Regions from separate parts of the Homo sapiens genome. Here regions 1 and 3 are each linked to region 2. Evidence: read pairs that join two places in POLR2A ChIA-PET (ENCODE). Cell type or tissue: PC-9. All regions are shown on one strand. Links, peaks and the distances in the headings refer to the core of each region. The heading gives the core; the rest is flanking DNA.

Region 1 (8,150 bases), core at 1,696-6,695, 230 kb before region 2:
GCCGAGATCTCACCACTGCATTCCAACCTGGGTGACAAAGTGAGACTCTGTCTGGAAAAAAAAAAAAAAAATCTCGCCACTGCATTCCAGCCTGGGTGACAAAGTGAGACTCTGTCTGGAAAAAAAACAAAAAAAAACACAAAAACCTAACAATCTCTTATTTTTTCAATTTTATATTATCCAAGCACTTAACAGACCTAATTGTTTTTTAATTTTTGGGGTGACAATCAAAGCTTGTCTGAATTTGAGGGATCCCACTTATTTCTTTATTTTTAATAATAGACTTTATTTTTAAGAGCTATTTTAGGTTCACAGCAAAATTGAGAGAAAGGTACAGAGATTTCCCATATACACCTGCCTCCACACATGCATGGCCTTCCCCATTATCAACATCCCATAGAGTGGTATGTTTGTTACAACTGATGAACCTACATTGACCCATTATTATCATTCGAAGTCCTTGGTTTAAAGTAGGGTTCACTCTTGGTGTTGTAGGTTCTGTGGGTTTGGATAAATTGATCATGACGTGTAGCCACCATTATAGTATCACACAGAGTAGTTTCTCTATTATAAAAATCCTCTGTGTTCTGCATATTCCTCCCTCTTTCCCCTCTATCCCCTGGCAACCACTTGATCTTTTTACTGTTCCCATAGTTTTGCCTTTTTCAGGATGTCATATAGTTGAAATTAACAGTACGTACTTTTCAGACTGGCTTCTTTTTTGTTTGAGACAGAGTCTCACTCTGTTGCCAGGTTGGAGTGCGGTGGTGTGATCTCGGCTCACTGCAACCTCTGCCTCCCCGGTTCAAGCGATTCTACTGCCTCAACCTCCCGAGTAGCTGGGACTACAGGCGTGCGCCAACCACGTCCAGCTAATTTTTGTATTTTTAGTAGAGATGACGTTTCACCATGTTGCCCAGGACGGTCTCAATCTCTTGACCTCGTGATCTGCCCACCTCGGCCTCCCAAAGTGCTGGGATTACAGGCGTGAGCCACCGCGCCCGGACCTCAGACTGGCTTCTTTCACTTAGTAATATCCATTCAAGTTTTCCATGTCTTTTCATGGCTTAATAACACGTTTATTTTAGCACTGAATAATATTCTATTATCTGGATGTACCACAGTTTATTTCTCCATTCACCTACTGAAGGGTATCTTGGTTGCTTTCAAGTTTTGGCAATTACGAATAAAGCTGCTATGAATATCTGTGTGCAGGTTTTTTTGTGGACATGTCTTCAACTCCTTTGAGTAAATACCAAGGAGTGTGACTGCTGGATCATATGGTAAGAGTATGTTTAACTTCATAAAAAATCATCAAACTGCCTTCCGAAGTGACTACCATTTTGTAGTCCCAACAACAACGAATAAGAGTTTCTGTTGCTTTGCATCCTCACCAGCATTTGGTGTTGTTTGTTTTCTGGATTTTGGCCATTCTAATAGGTACATAGTGGTATCTCATTGTTGCTTTAATTTGCATTTCCCTGATGACATATAATGTGAAGCATCTTTTTTTTTTTTTTTTTTTTTGAGATGGAGTCTCGCTCTGTCACCCAGGCTGGAGTGCAGTGGTGCGATCTCGGCTCACTGCAAGCTCCACCTCCTGGGTTCATGCCATTCTCCTGCCTCAGCCTCCGAAGTAGCTGGGACTACAGGCGCCCGCCACCATGCCCGGCTAATTTTTTTGTGTTTTTTAGTGGAGACGGGGTTTTACTGTGTCAGCCAGGATGGTCTCGATCTTCTGACCTCGTGATCTTCCTGCCTCAGCCTCCCAAAGTGCTGGGATTACAGGCGTGAGCCACCATGCCCGGCCTATGTGAAGCATCTTTTTATATGCTTATTTGTCATCTGTATATCTTCTTTGGTGAAGCTAATGTTTTTATTTATTTGTCCTGCTTCAGTTTATCACTTTTAATTTTTCAATAAAAAGAATTTTCCCTTACATATTTATATGCTTCACATTTAGAGTTGGTCATGATGTTGTAAGTTATAATACAAAAACAACTTAAATCAGTCATATACCAGTATCTGAAGTACTGGCTCTGAAATTCCCAGGTTCAAACTTTATCTTGTTCATTCTAGAGCCATTGATCCACATGGAATAAATATAAATTCATATCTATTTCTAGATATTTATTCACTACTCCCACTTATTCACTACCTAACAATAGTAGTGGTTAGCTATACATTTCTCTTCCAATGACAGAGCATAACTTCAGTATGCAAAGACAAACAAAAAAAAAAAGAAGAGTTTTCTGGATTAAGTTGAAAAATGTTTGTAAGTAAAATTTTAAAAATAGATATACCTTTGTCAGCTGGGTGTGGTGGCTCATGCCTGTAATCCCAGCACTTTGGGAGACTCAGGCACGTGGACAACTTGAGGCCAGAGAGTTTGAGACTAGCCTGGCCAACACAGTGAAACCTGTCTTTATTAAAAATACAAAAGTTAGCCAAGCATGGTGGTACATGCCTATAATCCCAGCTACTGGGGAGGCTGAGGCGTGAGAATCTCTTGAGTCCAGAACGAGGAGGCTGGTTGCAGTGAGCCGAGATCATGCCACTGCACTCCAGCCTGAGTGACAGAGTGAGACTCTGTCTCAAAATAAATAAATAAATAAATACAAATAGCTATATCTTTGTAAGTGAAAAATTCATAAATAAACCATTTATAAGCCAAGGGATGAGTACAGATACTCATTCCTTTGAGTACTTCATTTGAATCTATGAAGGTGGGTAAAGTCGCTCTGAGAGAGTATGAGCAGTGAAAAAACAAAGAGTGCCCGGGACCTAGACCTAAAAAATGCCAACATTTAGGAGATGGACAGATAAGCTGGAGCTAGCAAAAGAGACAGAAGTTGCCTGTTAGAGACTGCTGGGTGAGGTGAGCGATACACAAGATAAGAATGGTATGGCCGGGTGCGGTGGCTCATGCCTGTAATCCCAGGACTTTGGGAGGCCAAGGTGGGCAGATCATGAGGTCAGGAGATCGAGACCATCCTGGCTAACATGGTGAAATCCCATCTCAACTAAAAATACAAAAAAATTAGCAGGGCATGGTGGCATGTGCCTGTAGTCCTAGCTACTTGGGAAGCTGAGGCAGGAGAATCTCTTGAACCCAGGAGGGAGAGGTTGCAGTGAGCTAAGATGATGGCACTACACTCCAGCCTGGGCAACAGAGTGAGACTCTGTCTCAGAAAAAAAAAAAAAAAAGAATGGTTAACTTTCTAGGCTTCGCGCCATGGTTCACACCTGTAATCCATCTGCCAAAGCAGGCAGATTGCTTGAGCTCAGGAGTTTGAGACCAGCCTGGGCAACATGGTGAAACCCATCTCTACCAAAAATACAAATAATTAACTGGGCACGTGTCTGTGGTCCCAGCTACTCCGGAGGATAATGTGGGAGGACTGCTTGAGCCTGGGAGGCAGAAGTTGCAGTGAGCCGAGATCGCGCCACTGCACTCCAGCTTGGGTGACAAAGTGAGACTCCCTCTCAGAAAAAAAAAAAGGTTAACATTCTAATGGTAAATATAATTATGAAATAAATTTAAAGGGGGAAGTGATCCTGAAGAGGCAACAAACACTGTGCCAAAGAACAGAAGGTTGTACTCTCACTAGATATATGACAATGGACAGGATATATAACTTTGCCCTGAGCCTCAGTCAGTCAACTCCTCCAGCAAAAGGAGAGATAAGAGTTATTTCAATAGGCTGTTGTGAGAATTTATCAAATTAATACATTTGAATATACATTGTAGGTGGAAAGACATTACACAAACTTAAGATACTTGCCTTGGCTCTCTGCCTAGAACTTAGATTGCTCCAGGACAGAGGCCCACCCTACCCACTTTTCTCATGCTAGTCTTCTGTCTGAATCCTGACCTCCCTAATTGTTTCTAGCTTTTTTTCTGCTGGCTAATAGGACCTTAGGAACAATTGCCTCCTGCCTAAGCTTTATAACAGCACAGTTGCTGGGCTCTAACTAAATCACTGACACCATTCCTGTCTTCCTGGCCAACCCCACCACCCATGAACCCAGGTTATGATATGCTCCAAAGTATTGTTTCTTTTTCTTTTCTTTTCTCTTTTTTTTTGAGAGGGAGTCTTGCTCTGTCACCCAGACTGGAGTGCAGTGGCACAATCTCAGCTCATTGCAACCTCCGTCTCCTGGGTTCAAACGATTCTCATGCCTCAGCCTCCGGAGTAGCTGGGATTACAGCCACACACCACCACGCCCAGCTAATTTTTTTTCTTTTCTTTTTTTTTTTTTTCTGAGAGGGAGTCTCACTCTGTCGCCCAGGCTGGAGTGCAGTGGCACGATCTCGGCTCACTGCAACCTCCATCTCCCAGGTGATTCTCCTGCCTCAGCCTCCCAAGTAGCTGCGATTACAGGCACCCGCCACCATGCTTGGCTAATTTTTGTATTTTTAGTAGAGACGGGGTTTCACCATGTTAGCCAGGCTGGTCTTGAACTCCTAACCTCAGGTGATCCACCCACCTCGGCCTCCCAAAATGCGATGATTACAGGTGTGAGCCACCATGCCCAGCCTTAATTTTTGTATTTTTAGTACAGATGAGGTTTCACCATGTTGGCCAGGCTGGTCTTGAACTCCTGACCTCAGGTTATCACCTGCCTCAGGTGATCCGCCATGTTGGCCAGGTTGGTCTCGAACTCCTGATCTCAGATGATCCTCCTGCCTCCCAAAGTGCGGGGATTACAGGCTTGAATCACCTCACCCAGCCCCAAAGTATTGTTTCTGAGACAATCCCAGAGCTAACTACTGAGATTAACAACCCACACTTAGCTTGTTCAATAAAAAAAATTTCTTAAGAGTTGAGACCAAAATATTTTGTTTCTTAAATGGTGTTTACAACAAAATATATATACATAGTAAATCATCAGTTTCCTTCAACCTAAGTTCTTGATTTACATAAACGATTAGGCAGGCCCAGCTCGATGGCTCACGCCTTTAATCCCAGAACTTTGGGAGGCAGAGGTGGGCGGATCACCTGAAGTCAGGAGTTCAAGACAAGACTGCCAGATTTTGTTCTCTACTAAAAACACAAAAACTAGCTGGGGGTGGTGGCGGGAGCCTATAATCCCAGCTACTAGGGAGGCGGAGGCAGGAGAATCGCTTGAACCTGGGAGATGGAGGTTCCAGCCTGGGCGACGAGAGAGAAACTCCATCTCAAAAAAAATAATAAGAAAATTAAAAACAATAAAAGCTTTTAGTTTTTCAAATAGTCTCAAAAATTGTTTAATGCTACGTTGATAGTATCTAGATAGTGTCAGAAAGTCTTCTCTAATCTGGTAAGATATCTATGTCTTTTATTTGAAGATTCTTTGATCAAGTTATTTTCAGAGAAAATAATTAAGAATTTTAATTTACCAAAAGGTCTATATAATAATGAAATTGCAACTTGCTTTATCAATTTCTTATTTATTTATTTTTAATTTTTTTTGAGACAGAGTCTTGCCTGTTGCCTAGGCTGGAATGCAGTGGCATATTCTCAGCTCACTGCAACCTCCACCTCCCAGGTTCAAGCGATTCTCCTGCCTCAGCCTCCGGAGTAGCTGGGACTACAGGCACCCGCCAACAAGCCCGGCTAATTTTTTATATTTTTAGTACAGACAGGGTTTCACCGCGTTAGCCAGGATGGTCTCGATCTCCTAACCTCCTGATCCGCCCATCTCGGCCTCCCAAACTGCTGGGATTACAGGCGTGAGCCACCGCGCCCAGCCTTAATTTTTAAATTAGTGGATTTGCTCTAAATACAATACTATAATCCTTTTAGCCAATTATTTTGAAAATACTTCTATAAAACAGTCCTTTACCTTGATCTTTGAAATCTGGGAAGGGGCTGGGAACGAAAGGGAGGAAGGGCACTATGTGAACGTCCAGTGACACATCAAAGTTTTGTGCTTTTTGTGTGTGGGTTTGTTTGTTTGTTTGTTTTTTGTTTTTGAGAAGCAGTTTCGCTCTTGTTACCCAGGCTGGAGAGCAATGGCGTGATCTCCGCTGACCGCCACCTCCACCTCCCGGGTTCAAGCAATTCTCCTGCCTCAGCTTCTGGAGTAGCTGGGATTACAGGCACCCGCCACCACACCCAACTCATTTTGTATTTTTAGTAGAGACAGGGTTTCACCATGTTGGTCAGGCTGGTCTCAAACTCCTGACCTCAGGTGATCATCCCGCCTCAGCCTCCCAAAGTGCTGGGATTACAGGCATGAGCCACCACACCCGGCCACTCTGAAGTTTTTAAGACCCTAGAAAAGGCTTTGTGCTTCACCATGTTCTACTCAAGCACAGACAGAAAATGAATAGTTACTTATGACCAAGTATTATAATAATGTCATAGCAGCAATTCTTGTCTCCATAATAGGAACTTATATGTCAAGATAAAATAACTTCAGGTCTTTTACATTTTACAGTGGACTAATAACTTATATTGCTATTTTTAAGGGATGTCAGTTTTCTCTAAGAAATTTAATTACATTTGCTCTTCTCCCATCATCAATCCCCTTTCCAGGCCTAGTTTACAAAGAAAAGTGTAAGAGAACCTGCAATGACTTTACCTGAGTTCTTAAGCAGACTACCAGGTTACCTACTTTAAGGAAATAAGCCTGGCTCCTTTGGCCATGGGGATGGTTGGAACTCAGACCTGGGTGAGTTTTCAAGATCCGTTATGATTGGTTATATGCTCCCATAGCATTCTATGCTTTTCTTTCAAAATATTTACCAGTTCATAATTATATATTATATGATAATATCTTTCTCCCCAAATGACAGTAAGATCCATGAGAACAGGGTAACATCTTTTTTTTTTACATGAATGTATATCCCAGCACCAAGTTAAGTGAGTGCCTGGAAAGTAGCAAATGTGCAAAACTTTTTTTTTTTTTTGAGACAGAGTCTCGCTCTGTTATCCCAGGCTGGAGCACAGTGGCACAATCTCGGCTCACTGCAACCTCCACCTCCCCAGCTCAAGTGATTCTCCTGCCTCAGTCTCCCGAGTAGCTGGGACTACAGGCACCTGCCACTCGCCTAGCTAATTTTTGTATTTTTAGTAGAGACAGGGTTTGGCCATGTTGACCAGACTGGTCTCCAATTCCTGACCTCAGGTAATCCGTCTGCCTCCACCTCCCAAAGTGCTGAGATTATAGGCGTGAGCCACCACACCTAACCAATATCACATTTTGAGCACGACCAACTTTGCTCATTATCTGTTTTTTTGTTTGTTTGTTTGTTTTGTTTTTGAGACGGAATCTCATTTTGTCACCAGGCTAGAGTGCAGTGGCATAATCTCTGCTCACTGCAACCTCTGTCTCCTGGGTTCAAGTGATTCTCCTGCCTCAGTCTCCCGAGTAGCTGGGACTACAGGCACGCACCAACATGCCCAGCTAATTTTTGTATATTTTTTAGTAGAGACAGGGTTTCACCATGTTGGTCAGGACGGTTTCAGTCTCTTGATCTCATGATCCACCCCCCATGGCCTCCCAAAGTGCTGGGATTACAGGTGTGAGCCACCACGACTGGCTACTCATTATCTTTTTTACAGAGGTTGGTTTCAGGCCAAAGTTGACCTTCCCTAATGACTATAGAGCAAAGCCCTTTGGCATGTTATATTAGAAGCATTCTCTTATATATTCTGTGTTTAGCAATTCAGTTTGTCTTTGGAGTGCAAGTGAAAATTTAAAATATAAGAAAACAAAAATAAAACAAAAACCTTCTTAGAAGTATATCCCTTAATCTGTTACACCAGTAATATGAGACTTTTTTTTTTTAAACTTTTCCCTTTCACATGGTGTGAGCCATCTGAAAAAAAGAGGGGTCACCTGATGCCATGGTAGGGTTAAGTCAATAGTTTTCAAACTTGTGTATGCATCAGAATCACCTGGAGGACTTATTAAGCCACAGACGGCTGTGCTAACCCCCAGTTTGTGACTCCACAGGTTTGGTGCTGGGGCCTGAGAATCTGTATTTCTAATAAGTTCCCAGGTAGTCTGGAGACCACATTTTGAGAACCACTAGAAAATAGCTGCTAAAAAGGAATCTTGGTATGTTTAGGTCCAATACCTGCAACATTCTTGATTGAAACAGTCTCAGAGAAAATTATAAATGGGTGATAGAGAAGATGAATTATCAGAAGGTGACA
Region 2 (8,150 bases), core at 1,022-6,021:
AAGTAGGGAAGAGGAAAGCTACCTCTTCTTTTTAGAATAGCAATTAAGTTTGGAGAAATGCATACATTTTACCTGAATTTTATAGAAAAAGGGAAAACAGAACGAGAGGAATGAGTTGCAACTTGACTTAGGTTTTATGCCAGACAGGTGCAGGGAGATATTTTTCTGGCTGGAAGGTTTTAAGTAGTATGTAGGCAGCTGTTTCCATCACCTACTCATACTGCTGATCCCTCAAATCAGGTAGCACGTTAGTAAAATTTAGCTGATGCCGGCTTCCTACCATGACAGCAAGCTCAAAGCAAATATTCTTGGGCCGGGTGTGGTGGCTCATGCCTGTAATCACAGCACTTTGGGAGGCCTAGGCAGGTGTATCACCTGAGGTCAGGAGTTCGAGACCAGGCTGGCCAACATGGAGAAACCCTGTCTCTACTAAAAATACAAAATTAGCCGGGCATGGTGGTGCATGCCTGTAATCCCAGCTACTCGGGAGGCTGAGGCAGGAGAATCGCTTGAACCTGGGAGGCGGAGGTTGCAGTGAGCCGAGATCGCGCCATTGCACTCCAGCCTGGGCAACAAGAGGGAAAATCCACCTCAAAAAAAAAAAAAAAAAATTCTTGACCTGTGTTATTTTGTGTACATTTATGCTCCAACATGGATTATAAAGGTATTCTAGCCAGGTACAGTGGCTCATGCCTGTAATTCCAGCACTTTGGGAGGCCGAGGCAGGTGGATCATCTGAGGTCGGGAGTTCGAGACCAGCCTGACCAACATGGAGAAACCCTGTCTCTACTAAACATACAAAATTATGCAGGAGTGGTGGCACATGCCTGTAATCCCAGCTACTCAGGAAGGCTGAGGCAGGAGAATCGCTTGAACCCAGGAGGCAGAGGTTGCAGTGAGCCAAGATCGCGCCATTGCACTCCAGCCTGGGCAACAAGAGCAAAACTCCGTCTCAATAAATAAATAAATAAATAAAATAAAAGGTATTCCACTTTTACTATCAAGGGATAAGCAATACATACAATCAATATCTATAGGTTCCTATTCCAGCTCAGTCACAAGCCAATGATATCTTGGCAAAGTCATTCTACTTTGGGCCTTGGTTTCTTCATCTGCAAGATGAAAGGTCACCTGCTATCACTGGTTCCGTACTTCTTTTTTTTTTTTGAGATGGAGTCTTGCTCTGTTGCCCAGGCTGGAGTTCAGTGGCACGATCTCGGCTCACTGCAAGCTCTGCCTCCCGAGTTCACACCATTCTCCTGCCTCAGCCTCCCGAGTAGCTGGGACTACAGGTTCCCACCACCACACCTGGCTAACAGGATGGTCTCGATCTCCTGACCTCATGATCCGCCCACCTCAGCCTCCCAAAGTGCTAGGATTACAGGTATGAGCTACCGCACCCGGCCAGTTTCCATACTTCTTTATTCCCAAGGATTCATTTCCTTATTCCTGCTACTTACATACCTTAAGTTTTACATTGTATCAAGAAAACTAGTACAAGACAGAAACTCAATAAAAGCTGTTAAATGAAAGATTTCCCCACTTCTCATTCATCAAAGACCAAAATAACTACCAATCAGAACTTCTGATGAACATGAACTATCTAGCATGTCGAGTTCACATAATTCAAATCAAATGCAGGTCTAACATTTTACTTAGCCCATGCAACCTATCTCAAGTTGGACAAATTCTGTTAAACCTTTGTGAAAAGTTAGAGACTCAAGAAACAGCTTGAATTTGTTGAACAATCCTCCTAAGCATCCTGGGACTCCAAGTTGATCAATATTGAAGTAGAGTCGGGAAGCCACTGAAATGATTTCACACATTTTTGGGAGCTACTTTGCCACTTTTCTGCTTTGAGATAGAAGAATCTATACATCTCTAATGTGCCACATTGATAACTGAGACCTAGGGCATGAAATGAATCCTATTAGGCTCTCATTCTGGGGATCTCAGAGAAGGATTGGTTTTTCCCAAGGTTATTAATGTGCAGCTTAACTGGTTTGAGCTGACCGTGGATCTAAAGTGAAAAGACGCTTACCTCAGCTAACAATGCATGCTAGCCGAGGTGCTGAGAGTCATTGCATGCATGTTCCTAGACTCCATGTTCCTGGAAACCATAATGAGATTGGACTCCACTCTAGCAGAAAGCCAAACATTATCATCCCTACAGATGCTACACAATTAGTGCCTCTTTAGATAGGTGTAAATTTCATACAGAAAGTAAAAACCAACTGAAGCTCAAGTTAAATTGTCATAACAATGATTTTAAGGAAAAAAAAATTCTAAGGAATTCTCACAATATTATTTAAATAGGTAAAATTAAACTTATTTGAAAAACTATAAATGAGTGTCAAAACTTCCTTCCTTTGTGTATATTTCTAAAGGGATGATTTTTAATATTATATATAAATGAAATTTACCATTTATGTAACACTCTTCCATATAAAATGCAAAACCCACTAACTATAGTTGTGAGAAGAATCCAGCCCTAATAAGAAGGAAGAAACCATCTCTGAGAAGCAATTTTTGTTATTGCTTTTAGAAGTGTGGTTTGTGTTTTTGGAATTCTTTGTGGAATGGCATATAATAGGGAATCAGTAAATATTAATATTAGACAAATTAATGCTAAGTTATATATAATAAAACTCCAGTTCAGAATCACTCATTCTCCCCCATGGAGCATTAAAATTGCCATAGTGTCCATATTACCAAAATATGCTATGAAATGAAAAACATGTGATTGGGATTTGGAGCATGTGTAAGTTCAGACAAGGCTGAAAGTGACAGAAAACCTCAAGCGATCCTCCTGCCTCGACTTCCCAAAGCCCTGGGATTACAGGTGTAAGCTACTGTTTGGCCTGGAATGACTCTTCTCACTTTTATTTACAGACTTTGCTTCCCTTAGATCTCAGACTACAGACTACATGGATTCAGGTCAGAGGTGTGGTCACCATGACTTAGAAGAATGGCATTTAACATTTTGGTGCCGTGAGGTATGTACTTCCTTTTAGTTAATTACAGTCATTTCCAGATATGGGACATTTTGCTATACTTATTTCAATGGAGAAATATTTTAATGGCCCGGAACACATAATATGACAACATCAATTTTATCATTAATATGTATAATTTTTACCCATTCCTCATGTCATCCTAAGATTGATTACAAAATCAATCAAAAACCAGCTAAAACTCTGCAGTCTAAATGGGAATGGGAATATATTGTTTTGCATAACAACAACAACAATGAAAAATCTATGGTCACACTCTTTCTGGCAGCGCAGCTTTGTTGTAGGTTCAATCACTGTCTACAGCACCCAACTTCTCTCTCTGCCCTCTTTCCTCCTCTTTTCCCGCTCTTCCCTTCTCCTTCTCTCTTCCACACAGACTCCATTCTCTGACGTCTCCCTCCTCATGATCACAAGGTGATGACAACAGCTCTAGACTTTATACTCTCAAATTCAGGTGAAGAAAAAGCGAAGCGACCTTTCCCAAAAGTTTCAGAAAAATACAAAAACCAAACTCATCATCTTATTTGCCACAATAGGCTGATATGCCCAGCCCTAACAACAATAACAAAAGCATTATAGCCGGGGCAAGGTGACATGTGACACTCTGATCTGGGTCTCATGCCCCATCTGTTAGTTAAGGAGCAGGTAGGTGAGGAAGTACAGGCACTCAGGGTAGGGAACGCGGGGTTCCCTAGAGAACTTGGAATATAGTGTCCAGAAGAAGGTGAATGGGTGCTGGGCAGCAAAAACAGCAGGTTTTTATTAGGGTGTGGTAGGTACAGGCTTTTGATTAAAAGTTACCTACAACTAACTGATAGGCACAGATATAATTAGAAATATAACCCGCATAAATATTGATAAAATATAGTAGAATACATGATGTAAGTTAAATAGTTATTGCAAGATGCTTTCATTTTCCTCTCAAAACAAAACCTTATTTTGTGCCTCTTATGAGTAAGATGCTATGCATTGTGTAGGATATAAAACTGAGATTCCCTGCCCTCACACTAAGAATCACAGGAGGAAGGGTAAAAAGATGAAATGAATAATGGAGCATTTTTTTTTATTAGAGGCGAGGGTCTCCCTATACTGCATGCAATCTGGTCCCGAACTCTTGTCCTCAAGTGATCCTCCTGCCTCAACTTCCCAAAGCCCTGGGATTACAGGTGTAAGCTACTGCACTTGGCCTGGAATGACTCTTCCCATTTTTATTTAGAGACTTCTCTTCCCTTAGATCTCAGACTACAGACTACATGGATTCAGGTTAGAGGTGTGGTCACCATGACTTAGAAGAAAGGCATTTAACATTTTGGTGCCATAAGGAATGTACTTCCTTTTAGCTAATTACGGTCATTTCCCAGTATGGGACATTTTGATATATGTATTTCAATGGAGAAATATTTTAATGGCCCAGAACATATAATATAACAATGTCAATTTTATCATTAATGTGTATAATTTTTACCCATTCCTCATGTCATCCTAAAATTGATTACAAAATCCAGTAAAGCTGCATTTGACCAACTACACCAAAATGCTTGGTTCGAACAAGTCATATAAAAAAAGCCCTACTTTGATCATTTCTGTTCATCAAATTTTTACTTGCTAACCTTAAGGTAAAGTGCTTGAAAGAGGAATAGCAGCCCATGCCTTGTCCATATTTTTAGATATTCTTAGATGTGTTAGGATGATGGACTATGACCATAAAAACAATATAACACGAAATGCATGGAAAGATACAACGATACAGATGTTTCATAAATGCAATAAAAACTTAATTACATAAATTATTCTCTTTCCCTAGTCAATTAAATATGATTGATGTTGCTGTTGTCACTGTTGTTTAATGTGCTGTTACCAGTTCTCGCCTTTCCCCAATCTCTTACTTTCTCATTCATTTAGTCTATGAACATTTGTTGAGCGCCTTGTATATGCCAGGTATTCTGTTAAGCCCTAGAAATTGAAAGATTTTAAAAAGTCATGACTCTTATCCTTAAGAAGCTTATAAGATAATGGCAGAAACCGACAGGCACACATGTGGCTGTGATAAACTGTCTGCAGGTGTCTCTTCCCCCTTCAACTCCTGCATACTCCATCGACCCATCATGGGGCTCTGTGAGGAGCAGATCTGTCTCCTTTACTGCTATGGAAACAGCGTTTAATGCAGTACCTGGCATGCTGTAGACACTCAATAGATGATTGTTAGATGTGTTAAGTGCAACAGTAGAAGTATGCAAGAAATATTGATTCCTGCCTCATAAGAAGAGTAGATGCATACAGAGAAGTTGGTCTGGGGCAGTGATTTTCAACTAAGAGCGGTTCTGCTCCCTGAGAGAGCAGGAGCACCATCATCTTGGACAAACACCACCACTTTAAGTTCCAGCTCCCTTTCTAGCCTCATGCGTTTCAAGGCAATCACTTCTCTTCTAACTACAAGCCGCCAGAAAGAGCAGACAGTAAAACACAGATAAAACAGCTTGGGCACAGAGGGAGGTGGTGGGAAGTCTCTTGGGTAACTGCCAAACTTCACCCTCATACAATGGGCCCCAGTAAAACAGTGGTCCTTAATAAGCACATTCCTTCTCCTTCAGGTGCACTAAGATAGGGAAGCCAAAAGCAGACTCGGGGGTATGCCTGCAGCTGCAGACAGATGTATGGGAACAGATACACAACTCTCCCTCCCATATAAGCACAACAAAGAGACACAGAAGCAGTCTCAGCCTCTGATAAACTCTCCCACCCTGAATCCTTAAAAACTCAGTCTGTAAGAGAGTGTGGCGTTGACCTAACTCGGCCAGAAGCCTTTCTCAGGCTTGTTTAAAATAAACCTGTCTCTGTTGACTGTAGAGCCACCCTTCGTGTTTCTCTCCTCTTTATTTAATTCTTACACTCCCCAGGGAGCACTTGGCAATGTCTGAAAATAATTTTGGTTGTAACAGTTGAAGGTGGGGGGGTGGGTTATGACTGGCATCTAATAAGAAAAAAACAGGGATCTAAGATGTTTAGCAGCACAGCCTCCCACCACAAAGTTATTCAGTCCAAAATGTCAATAGTGCTGAGATTGAAAACCTTAGTGTGGGGTAAGATCCTCAGTTATAGGATCTTAAATGTTCAGTGATCTTTGAGCTTCTAGAAGCACCACAGAGTCTTAGAAAATTGTAGAGTTAAAAAGGATCTTAGGGCCAGGCACGGTGGCTCACGCTTGTAATCCCAGCACTTTGGAAGGCTGAGGCGGGCACATCACAAGGTCAGGAGATCGAGACCATCCTGGCTAACACAGTGAAACCCATCTCTACTAAAAATACAAAAAAATTAGCCGGGCGTGGTGGCAGGAGACTGTAGTCCCAGCTACTCGGGAGGCTGAGGCAGGAGAATGGTGTGAACCCGGGAGGTGGAGCTTGCAGTGAGCTGAGATGGCACCACTGCACTCCAGCCTGGGCAGACAGAGTGAGACTCCGTCTCAAAAAAAAAAAAAAAAAAAAAGAAAAAAAGAAAAGGATCCTAATTTTTTTTTTTTTTAATTTATTTATTTATTTTTTAATTTTTAAGGATCCTAAATTTTAAAGGATCTTAAATTTCACTCCAATTCCCCAATGAAATCATTTGTATTATTCTTGGAAGATGGTCTGCTATTAATTTTCAGAGGCAGAAAGTTTAGTTCTTTGAGTGATGATCATTTCCTTTGTTAGTTTTAATATTCATATGTATGTTTTTGTTGTTGTTGTTGTTGTTGTTTTCTTTTTGAGACGGAGTCTCACCCTGTCTGCCAAGGACCAAGGCTGGAGTGCAATGGCGCAATCTCCACTCACTGCAAGTTCCGCCTCCTGGGTTCACGCCATTCTCCTGCCTCAGCCTCCCGGGTAGCTGGGACTACAGGCACCTGCCACCATGCCCGGCTAATTTTTTGTATTTTTACTAGAGATGGGGTTTCACTGTGTTAGCCAGGATGGTGTCAATCTCCTGACCTCGTGATCCGCCCACCTCGGCCTACCAAAGTCCTGGGATTACAGGCATAAGCCACCGTGCCCAGCCTCATATGTATATTTTAATGAGCCAAAAGTTGCATTTGAAAATGTCACTGTTTGTGCTAGGTAGCACTTTCTGGGGCAAACAAGAATAAACCAGTATTCTCTCACATGTCAATCTTCCAGGATTTGAAAATGGTGGTGATTGCCCTAAGACTCTTTTTCCCCATCAGATTCATCATTCTACTATTTTTTAAGGCAATTTAGAAGAATAGTACAGTGTATACTAGAAAATATTCTATATGAACAACTGATAAAGTGTGAGATGACAGGTACTTCAGGACTGATCTCCCAGGCACTGCATTAAGCAATATTGAATTTCACATAATCACATAATGAGAACATTGTTTGCATTTGAATTTTTAATCCTTCTTAAATCTAGGACACAGGCTCAGTTTGGTATAAAAAATATTTAACATTTCTGTAGCCTTGTTAATTTATCTTTTTAAAAGAGACAAGAGACCTCAGAGTTAGAACTTTCTATAGGCCACAGTATCTAGCTAGAATTCAATAACATTATTTTGTTCATAATACATTTATGTTCATGGTTTTCTTCTATTTATAGTAAGAGTTGCTGGCCTTTTATAGATTTGGTATAGCTAGTTTCTTATTTATGGCTTTATGTAAAGTTTTCTACTTAAATAATTGAGTTTAAGTCTGAAAAATGGGATTTAAAGAAAAAAGTTAATTGCAATACAGATTTACAGATAGAACTAAATCAATGTAGGTGCCATTTGTAATACCCGAAGTTAGAGAAATAAATGTCAAACTATGGTCATAGAATCAAGCAGGCCCCGCGTGGTGGCTCATGCCTGTAATCCCAGCACTTTGGGAGGCCAAGGAGGGTCAATCACCTGACGTCAGGAGTTCAAGAGCAGCCCGGCCAACATGGTAAAACCCCGTCTCCACTGAAGACACGAAAATTAGCTAGGCATAGTGGGGGGTGCCTATAATCCCAGCTACCCAGGATGATCTTGATCTCCTGACCTCCTGATCTGCCCACCTCGGCCTCCCAAAGTGCTGGATTACAGGCGTGAGTCACCGCGCCAGGCCAACTATTCTTAAAGTCACAAGAGCTTGATCGAGGACAGAAATACTACTTTGTTCATAC
Region 3 (8,150 bases), core at 1,696-6,695, 530 kb before region 2:
TGGGTAGAAAAAGATATTTTTCTTTCCCTAAGAGGTTACAGTGGTCTTTAGTCACAGTCTCTCTTCAAGTGATACTACACCATTTCATACATAGTGTAAAACCTTATACCAGTATGTTTCCATTTCTTTTCTTACAGACTTTATACTACTGTTGTCATACATGTTTTGATGTTCATTAATCCTTCTTCTATATCTAATCTGCTGCGAATCCCATCTCGCTTATGCTTCATCTCAGATATTGTAATTTTCATCTGTACATATTTTATTGTCTTTTTATTTCTTCTGTGTCGTGATTTGATCTTTCCTCTAGCCACTTGAACATGTGTAATGGCTAGAGTTGGCAGTTATAATTAGCTCTTTGTTTACTAATTACATCATCTGTGTCATTGATGGGGCAATTATGTATAATTGATTTTTCTTGGAATTATGGGTATTTATTTTCATGCTTCTTTATATTCATGGTAATATTTGGTTGCATATTAGACATTATGAATTTTACCTTACTGACTGCTAGATATTTTCATATTCCTATAGTCTTCGGCTTTGTTCTGGTATATATTTAAGTTACCTGGAAACAGTTTTATCCTTTAGGGTCTCATTTTTTAAGTTTTGTTAGGATCAGAGCAACATTTGGTCTAGGACTAATTTTTTCTCACTGCTGAAGCAAAACCCTTCTAAGTACTCTACCTAATGTCCCATGAATTTCATGGTTTTTATACTCTTTCTGGTGGAAAGAGGAGCTATTCCCAGGCCTATGTGATTCTAAGGATTTGTCCCTCTAAACCTTTTCAGAGGTTCTTTCTCCAGCCACACACATGCACTGATCATGATTCAGCAGAAGAGTCAGCAGGAACACTACAGAAATCCAGAGCTCACTCTCTGTTCAGTTTTCTTTTCTCTGGAACTCTTTCTCATGAATTGCAGCTATCTTTGTACCTGCAGACTTTCAGGTCTCTCTCCTTAACTCAGAAAGAGCAATAGTTTCCATTCGCAACCCTTCTCTCTGCACCCTGGCCTGGAATCTCTCTCCAGGCAGTAAACTGGGGCAATCACAGGCTCACCTAATTTGTTTTCCCTCTCTCAGAGGTCATTATCCTTTGTTGTCTGAGGTATAATGTCTTGAAAACTGTTGCTATATATATCTTATCCAGTTTTTATTTATTTCACATAAAAGAGTAAATTCAGTATCTGTATTTCATCTTAACCACATTGAGAAATCTATTTGTGCTAACTATTCTAGAGGTCTCTAAGATAAGTTCTTTTTTTCAAGTCATATGGAAAAAAAAAAATGAGTCAAGAGACTAGCTATCTCTTACCCTTTCTCTTTTGTTTCACATCGGCTCATCCCCAGGTATGTGAAATCACCAATTTTAAGAGAAGGGTTATATCAATTATGCATTGTTTAAATAAAAATAACATTTATAAATATTTCAATGACATGCAGAAATGTTTATGATAGATGTCATACAAAAATATCATTAAAATTCTACAGATTATAAAGTTAGAATATCTGAAATAAATGTCTTCTGCAAAAATAAATTAATTAAAAGCTGAAATGAAATATGCCAAAATTTTTGCAGTCATATCTAGATGATGAGGTTGTGAGATGTTATTTCTTTTCCTTTAGATATTTTCTGTACTTTGTAAATTATTATAGTACATTTTTTTTTCTTTAGATAGAGTCTTACTCTTTCGCCCAGGCTGGAGTGCAGTGGTGCAATTCCAGCTCACTGCTACCTCCGCCTCCCAGGTTCAAGCGATCCTCCTGCCTCAGCTTCCCGGGTATCTGGGATTACAGGCGCCTGCCGCCACCTCACCCAGCTAATTTTTGTATTTTTAGTAGAGACAGGGTTTCACCATATTGGCCAGGCTGGTCTTGAACTCCTGACCTCAGGTGATCTGCCCCACCTCAGCCTCCCAAAGTGCTGGGATTACAAGCGTGAGCCACTGCACCCAGCTGTATTATCTTTTAAAAGGGCAAAATTGTGTTATGTTTTTGTTTTCTAAAAATGAGTTGTAGGGAGACAAAAACTGAGAGAAAATTTTGAGGAAAATATACAGAAGGTCTGAAGTTACTGCTTAGCTATTTCTTTAAGTATCTCACACAAGCTGTTCTTTGCTTGACCCTGGCAGTTATAAAACATAGCCCTGTGTCTCTATGAAGAAGGCCTGGATTATAAAATATCATGAAAAAACAGGAATCGAACATCCAGAATTTAGTAAACATTATTTTAATCCCACAGTATTAGGAAAAAAGGAGCCAATGCCATAAAATATTAATAGTGCTCTCTTCGATAGAGGCTAAAATGTTCTATCTTGTAATAGAGCTCAGGACCGGACTTTTAGAGGAAAATGATGAAAAGTTTAGAGAGAAGTGATGGCAAAGGGTTCTAGTTAATTAACTCTACTCTCTCTTGGTTACCAAATTAAGGGAACTCAGTTGGACTATTCTATTCTTAGATCAGGTTCATGTGATGATCCTCATTGTACAGAGAAGAAAACAGAAGCAGAAAGAGCTCCAGATAATTCACTCGTTAATTCACTCAATCAACAAGAATACACTTAGTGTCTATGGAGACAAAGCACTAAGAGGGGCTGTGTGGTTCAGCTGAAGGAGCACAGGATTATTCTCAGAATCAGACAGACCTGCGTTCAAAACCTAGCTCTGCCTCCTCAAAAATTATGACCAGACAACTTTTTAACCTTTCTGACCATCAGCTTTCATTTCAACAAATTATGAAAACAAATAACATCATAGGAATGTTGTGATCATTAAATAAGTTAAATGCTAAAACCCATAAGTAAAAATATTATACACTAGGCATTGCCTGATATATAAAAGGCACTCGAATCTATACTAATCTAATGAAATCTGGAGAGCTATAAAGTAAAAAAGGATATTTTTCTTTTATTCCAAAATGTCACAATCTAACTAGGAAAAAAGATATTAACAAGTAAAATGATTGGTGTGAGGTAGAATATAACTAAGTACTGTGATTTTTAATGTCAAAGATAGGAACTGAGAGAAAGAAGACATTCCAGGCAGCTGAAAATGAAGAGAGAAGGCTGAATGAAAGAAGTAGACTTAAATTGAGTCTCTAGATGTAAAGAGGTTAGAAGTCATCACTCCCATCCTAAGAAGAAAAACGCTGAACAAACTGGAAATCAATGGCTCTTCTTAATTCTGCTGACAGAATTGATAGAGAGAAAGGATAGCCTCATTGAGGTAAGAAGAGGCAGGGATTTATAACAATAGGTGCTGTTGTCTGACTGTTTTACTGCTAAGCAATTTAAAAATTGCCAGGATTAAAAATGCCCAGAGTTCTCAGAGAAACCCAACTGGTGCGTGTGTTATTATCTCAATTTTAAGCAGACTAAATGAATAAGTCCATTTAAAAATGGTGAATTGTATTTATGTGTTTGTTGTGACTACATCCCAATATCCAACTACATTTGGTAGTGAAAGAATTGTAAAAGGTATATATACCAACAAGACAAAAAGGAAGGAACATGAGCAGGTGAGAGATTTCTACATCTTTTTGAAAATATGAAAACAAGGAAGAGATTTTTGGTTTATCCAGGAATAAGAATGTAGTGAGCTGGCAACCAGGAAGAAGGAAGCTGACTTACATTGCAGAATCTAAGGATCAGATTTTAGAGGTTCTGGGGAGGGAAAGGGCAGTGAAGAGACACGGGGTAGAAAATTCACTGAACCCGAAAGTCAACCTGGAATTTCCTTTGCCACTCTCACCTTACTGAGGATGCAAAAGCAGCCAGAGATGGAGAAACCCAAATCTACCAGTTATCACTAGTTCCCCTACCCTGCTTTATTTTCCTCAAAACAGTCACCATCTGACATTACTTTTTTTGGTTTTTGGTTGTTTTGTTTGTTTGTTTGTTTTGAGACAGGGTCTCACCCTGTCACCCGGGCTGGAGTGCAGTGGGGAGATGTTGGCTCACTGCAACCTCTGTGTCCTGGGCTCAAGTGATCCTCCCACCTCAGCCTCCTGAGTAGCTGGGACTACAGGCACACGCCACCATGTGTTTCGTTTATTGTTTGTTTTGTTTTGTTTTGTTTTGTTTTGTTTTGTTTTGGTAGAGATGGGATTTCCCTATGCTGCCCAGGCTGGTCTCAAACTCCTGGGCCTAAGTGATCCTCCCACCTCAGTCTTCCAAAGTGCTGGGATTACCAGCATGAGGCCACCACGCCTGGCCGTGACATTATGTTATCTACTTATTTGTTAATTGATCCACTGTTTATTTTCCCCACAAGCAAATAAGCTTCTGGGAAGGCAGGGGCTTTGTTGGTCTTCAACTCTTTATTGCCCATGCTTGGCAAATAATAGGCACTCAGTCAGTGTTTGTGATATGAATAAATGAGTGACCCCAGCAATAATATTAACAATAGTTATACTGTACAAGAGTGACATTAGATGGTAATTTCCTTCCAGTCTCAGATTTACCACATTTCCCCCTGTGTCTTGGGGCCTTTTGGTTAGTATAGGAAATTTGTCCAAGAGGAAGGAATAACATTAGCAAAGTCACAAAGAAGAAGGAAGTACAAGGCATGAAGGGAACAGAGATTTGCCAGGCTAGATTAGAACCACCTCTGTAGAGTGCTCCCCCAGTGTCCTTAGAGAAGGTCCTATATTACTCATTGCATCTCTCATGCCTCTGAATATTAAAGCACTTTTTCTTCCCTTTCCTTCCTTTTTTTTTTTTTAATAGAGACAGGACAAGGTCTTGTTATGTAGTGCAGGCTAGTCTCGAACACCTGCCCTCAAGCAATCCTCCCGCCTTGGCCTCCCAAAGTGCTGGGATTACTGGCGTAAGCCACGCTGCCTGGCCTCAAAGTATGTTTTAAATCTAACTATTATAAACCTTTCCTTTCAAAATTTCTGATATTTTAATTTGCTGCCTTCTCACTAAAACATTTATGTAGTCTGGTAGCTCTGCTTTTCACATAACCCAAGCTCCTCCATTCAGAGAAGATGCAACCAAAGGCCATGGAGGAACTGTGGAGGGAACTGTGAGCCATGTTCTCCACTTCTGAAAGCCATCATGCAGGTCATTCTTCTTCATGGAGAAAGCAAAGTTCACTTGCTTGTGAGTGGGAAAATGTTCCCTCCCAGAAGCTGGTGTTGGTAGTGCATACATCTACAGCCTTCACCTACATCTAAATATACATCAGGAGAAATTTAGTAGGCAACAAAAAGCTAAGCAGAATTTTAAAATAAAGCAAACTAACTGAAGGCCTGTTAGATTAATCTCTGTAAACTAAGGTATCGTGATGCCAGACGTAACATTCAGGTCTCCTGACTAGAGCCTGAGTCACCAGTTGTCAGACTTGTGAATTCCAAAGAGGAGCTTGCCCTGGTTTATTTCAGCTTGCCAGGGCTTCCACCCATCCATCCCAGGCCATTGGAATGCAGTGCTAAAGCACCCTGGATTTGATATTCTATGTGTGAAATATCTTTGTACCACTTTCTGTAGCAACCTATCTAAATCAGTCACCAAATCTAAAAATAGACATTCTTCCTTAAGTTATGGCTTTGAGTCCATATAACCAATGGAGGAAAATAGTGCCAGAGTCCAACCTTTTTTTCTAACACCTCCACTAAGCAGGAACTAAGAAAAGGAGTGGGGACCTAGACTAGAAATATCTCTTCTTATACCCACCTGAAAGCAGCTCTCAGAAGATGTCATAAAACCAAGGTTCACACCACTCATTATTCAAGTACCTCATACAATTGACCATCCACTCAATAAATACAGTCACGTACCACATAACGACACTTCAGTCAATGACAGACCACATACACAAAGGTGGTATCATAAGATTATAAAGGAGCTAAAAAATTCCTATTACCTACTGACATTGAAAGGGGAGAGTTCCCTGATACCCCTTGCAGACATGTGGAAGGGGTGTGGCTCATCTGTTGCGCAGTCACTGCTGTGCAAGCCTGTTATAGGAGAGGGAGCATGTAGACAGATAGGTGCAGGAGCCAGGGCGAGCACTTTTGGGTTCCCATCCCACGGTGGCATCTAGGGGTGTGTGCCTGTGACTCTCAAAGCCCCAGTGGGTGTGCTACAGTGCTCTTTTAGCTCCGCCATCCGCAGATGGCTTAAGTGTTAACCAGCTCAGTGCCCTCTTGGTACCCAGGTTCTTGTCCAGTGTCCAGGAAGAATCAAGTCACACATGAACTTGAAGGATGGTGAATGTGAGGATTTTACTGGGTGATGGAGGTGGCTCTCAGCAGGATGGGTGGGGAGCTGGAAAGGGGATGGAGTGAGAGATGATCTTCCCCTGGAGTTTGGCTGTCCTGCAGCTGATCTCCTCTCTGACCATCCCCATCCAAACTCCTCTTGACATTCAGATGCTCCTTCTCTTCTCTCTTTCTCTGCAGCACCACTCTTCTGCTCCTCTGCTCTTCTGTTTGTCTGCTCATCTGCTCATCAAGCCTGGGATTTGGGGTTTATATGGATACAGGACAGAGGGGCATGGCAGGCCAAAAGGCAACATTTGGATGCACAAACAGGAATGCCTATTCCCATTTAGGACTGCAGGTTTCCAGGCTTGGGAGTAAGGCTTTTGCCAGGGAACTGCCCTCTTCTACCCAGTATTTCCCTGTCTCCTGTTTATATCAACATGGTAGCTCTGGTAATGTCATAGATCAACACATTACTCATATGTTTGTGGTGATCCTGGTGAAACACACCTACTGCACTGCCAGGCATACAAAAATGTAGCACAATTAGGTATAGTACATAATACTTGATAATGATAATAACCGACTCTGTTACTGCTGTATTTATTTACTGTACAATACTCTTAATCGTTATTTTAGAGTGTACTCCTTCTACTTGTAAAAAAGGAAATTAACTATAAAACAGCCTCAGGCAGGTCTTTCAGGAGGTATTCCAGAAGAAGGCATTGTTAACACAGGAGACGAGAGCTTCGTGTTATTGTCCATGAAGATCTTCCAGTGGGACAAGATGTGGAGGTGGTGGATAATGATATTGATGATCCAGAACCTGTGTAGACCTAGGGTATTGTGTTTCTGTCTTCATTTAAATTAAAAAGTTTAAAGGGAAAAAATGAAAATAGAAAGCACTTATAGAATAAGTATATAAAGAAAATATGTTTGTACAGTTGTACAAAGTGTGTTTTATGCTGTTATTACAAGAGTCAAAAGTTCAAAAAAATTAAAAACTTCAAAAAGTAAAAAACTTATAGTAAGCTAAGGTTAATTTGTTACTAAAGAAAGAAAAATATTTTTAATAAACTTAGTATAGTCTAAGTATATGGTGTTTATAAAGTCTACAGTGAAACCACCTTTGCAAACGTTAACAGTGACAAAATTATGACAGTGAAAGAGATCTAAACTAACAGATTCCATCTTGTTTCTAACCTCCAAGCTGCCCTTGTCCATTCCTGGGGACAGGTCCAACTAACTTTGGGAGGAACTTAGTTTATAGTTTAACTTTGAAACAAAGATGATAACAGCCCTTTCCTTAAATAAACCCCCTTCTTTCCTGGGGACTAGGCTGCCTTTGTAGGACTAACAAATTAGCCACAAGATTTGCAACTTCCCCAATTACTCCTGCAAATAACATCACTATTACAGAACCTAAGATTGGTCTTTTGAGATGTCTTTTCAGGTTTTTGCATTTCTGACAACTGGTGGCCCCACCTGGACCCACCAACCAGTCCTGTGGCCCCACCAAGAAGCAAATTCTAACACCTCCGCTAAGCAGGAACTAAGAAAAGGAGTGGACTTGAGAAATGCATGAGGACCATTTTCCACATCCCTATGATTGTATCTCCAACCAATCAGCAGCACCATTCCCTGGCCCTTCAAACTATCCTTGAAAAACCCTACCCTCTGAATTTTCAGGGAGACTGACTTCAGTAATAGAACTCTAGTGTCCCATTCAGCTGGCTCTGTATGAATTAAACCCTTTCTCTACTGCAATTCCTGGTTCTTGATAAATTGGCTGTATCCAGGTAGCAGGCAAAATGAACCCCTTGGGTGGTTACAAGAATATATCCCAGTTGTTAAGCAACACATGACTGTATTTATTAAGTCTTAACTCTTGTTGTGACAGTAGGGATACATGTTATAAAAAGTTAGCCATATCCCTGCTTT

The links. ChIA-PET counts read pairs that join two places held together with the same protein. Peaks named below come from ENCODE experiments on the same cell type or tissue, not always from the same donor. Only the 100,000 strongest peaks of a DNase experiment are listed, where the experiment ranks them.
Region 1: POLR2A ChIA-PET joins it to region 2 with 7 read pairs; 2 of 35 experiments call an interaction of 5 or more read pairs at or near these places.
Region 3: POLR2A ChIA-PET joins it to region 2 with 6 read pairs; 1 of 35 experiments calls an interaction of 5 or more read pairs at or near these places.

The regions. Positions count from the first base shown.
Region 1 is chr9:72,367,031-72,375,180 of GRCh38, reverse strand. No RefSeq gene overlaps it. Among named protein-coding and RNA genes, the nearest start is that of ZFAND5, 5.9 kb to the right of the region's middle. In PC-9, for the core only: no CTCF peak of the experiment used is centred there; no DNase peak of the experiment used is centred there.
Region 2 is chr9:72,135,590-72,143,739 of GRCh38, reverse strand. It overlaps a transcript of GDA not described here. Among named protein-coding and RNA genes, the nearest start is that of GDA, 9.8 kb to the left of the region's middle. In PC-9, for the core only: no CTCF peak of the experiment used is centred there; DNase peaks (open chromatin) are centred at 2,959 and 4,299; H3K27ac peaks cover 2,556 bases.
Region 3 is chr9:72,662,832-72,670,981 of GRCh38, reverse strand. The region is part of intron 5 of TMC1 (transmembrane channel like 1); the gene reads right to left. Among named protein-coding and RNA genes, the nearest start is that of TMC1, 150 kb to the right of the region's middle. In PC-9, for the core only: no CTCF peak of the experiment used is centred there; a DNase peak (open chromatin) is centred at 3,591; H3K27ac peaks cover 581 bases.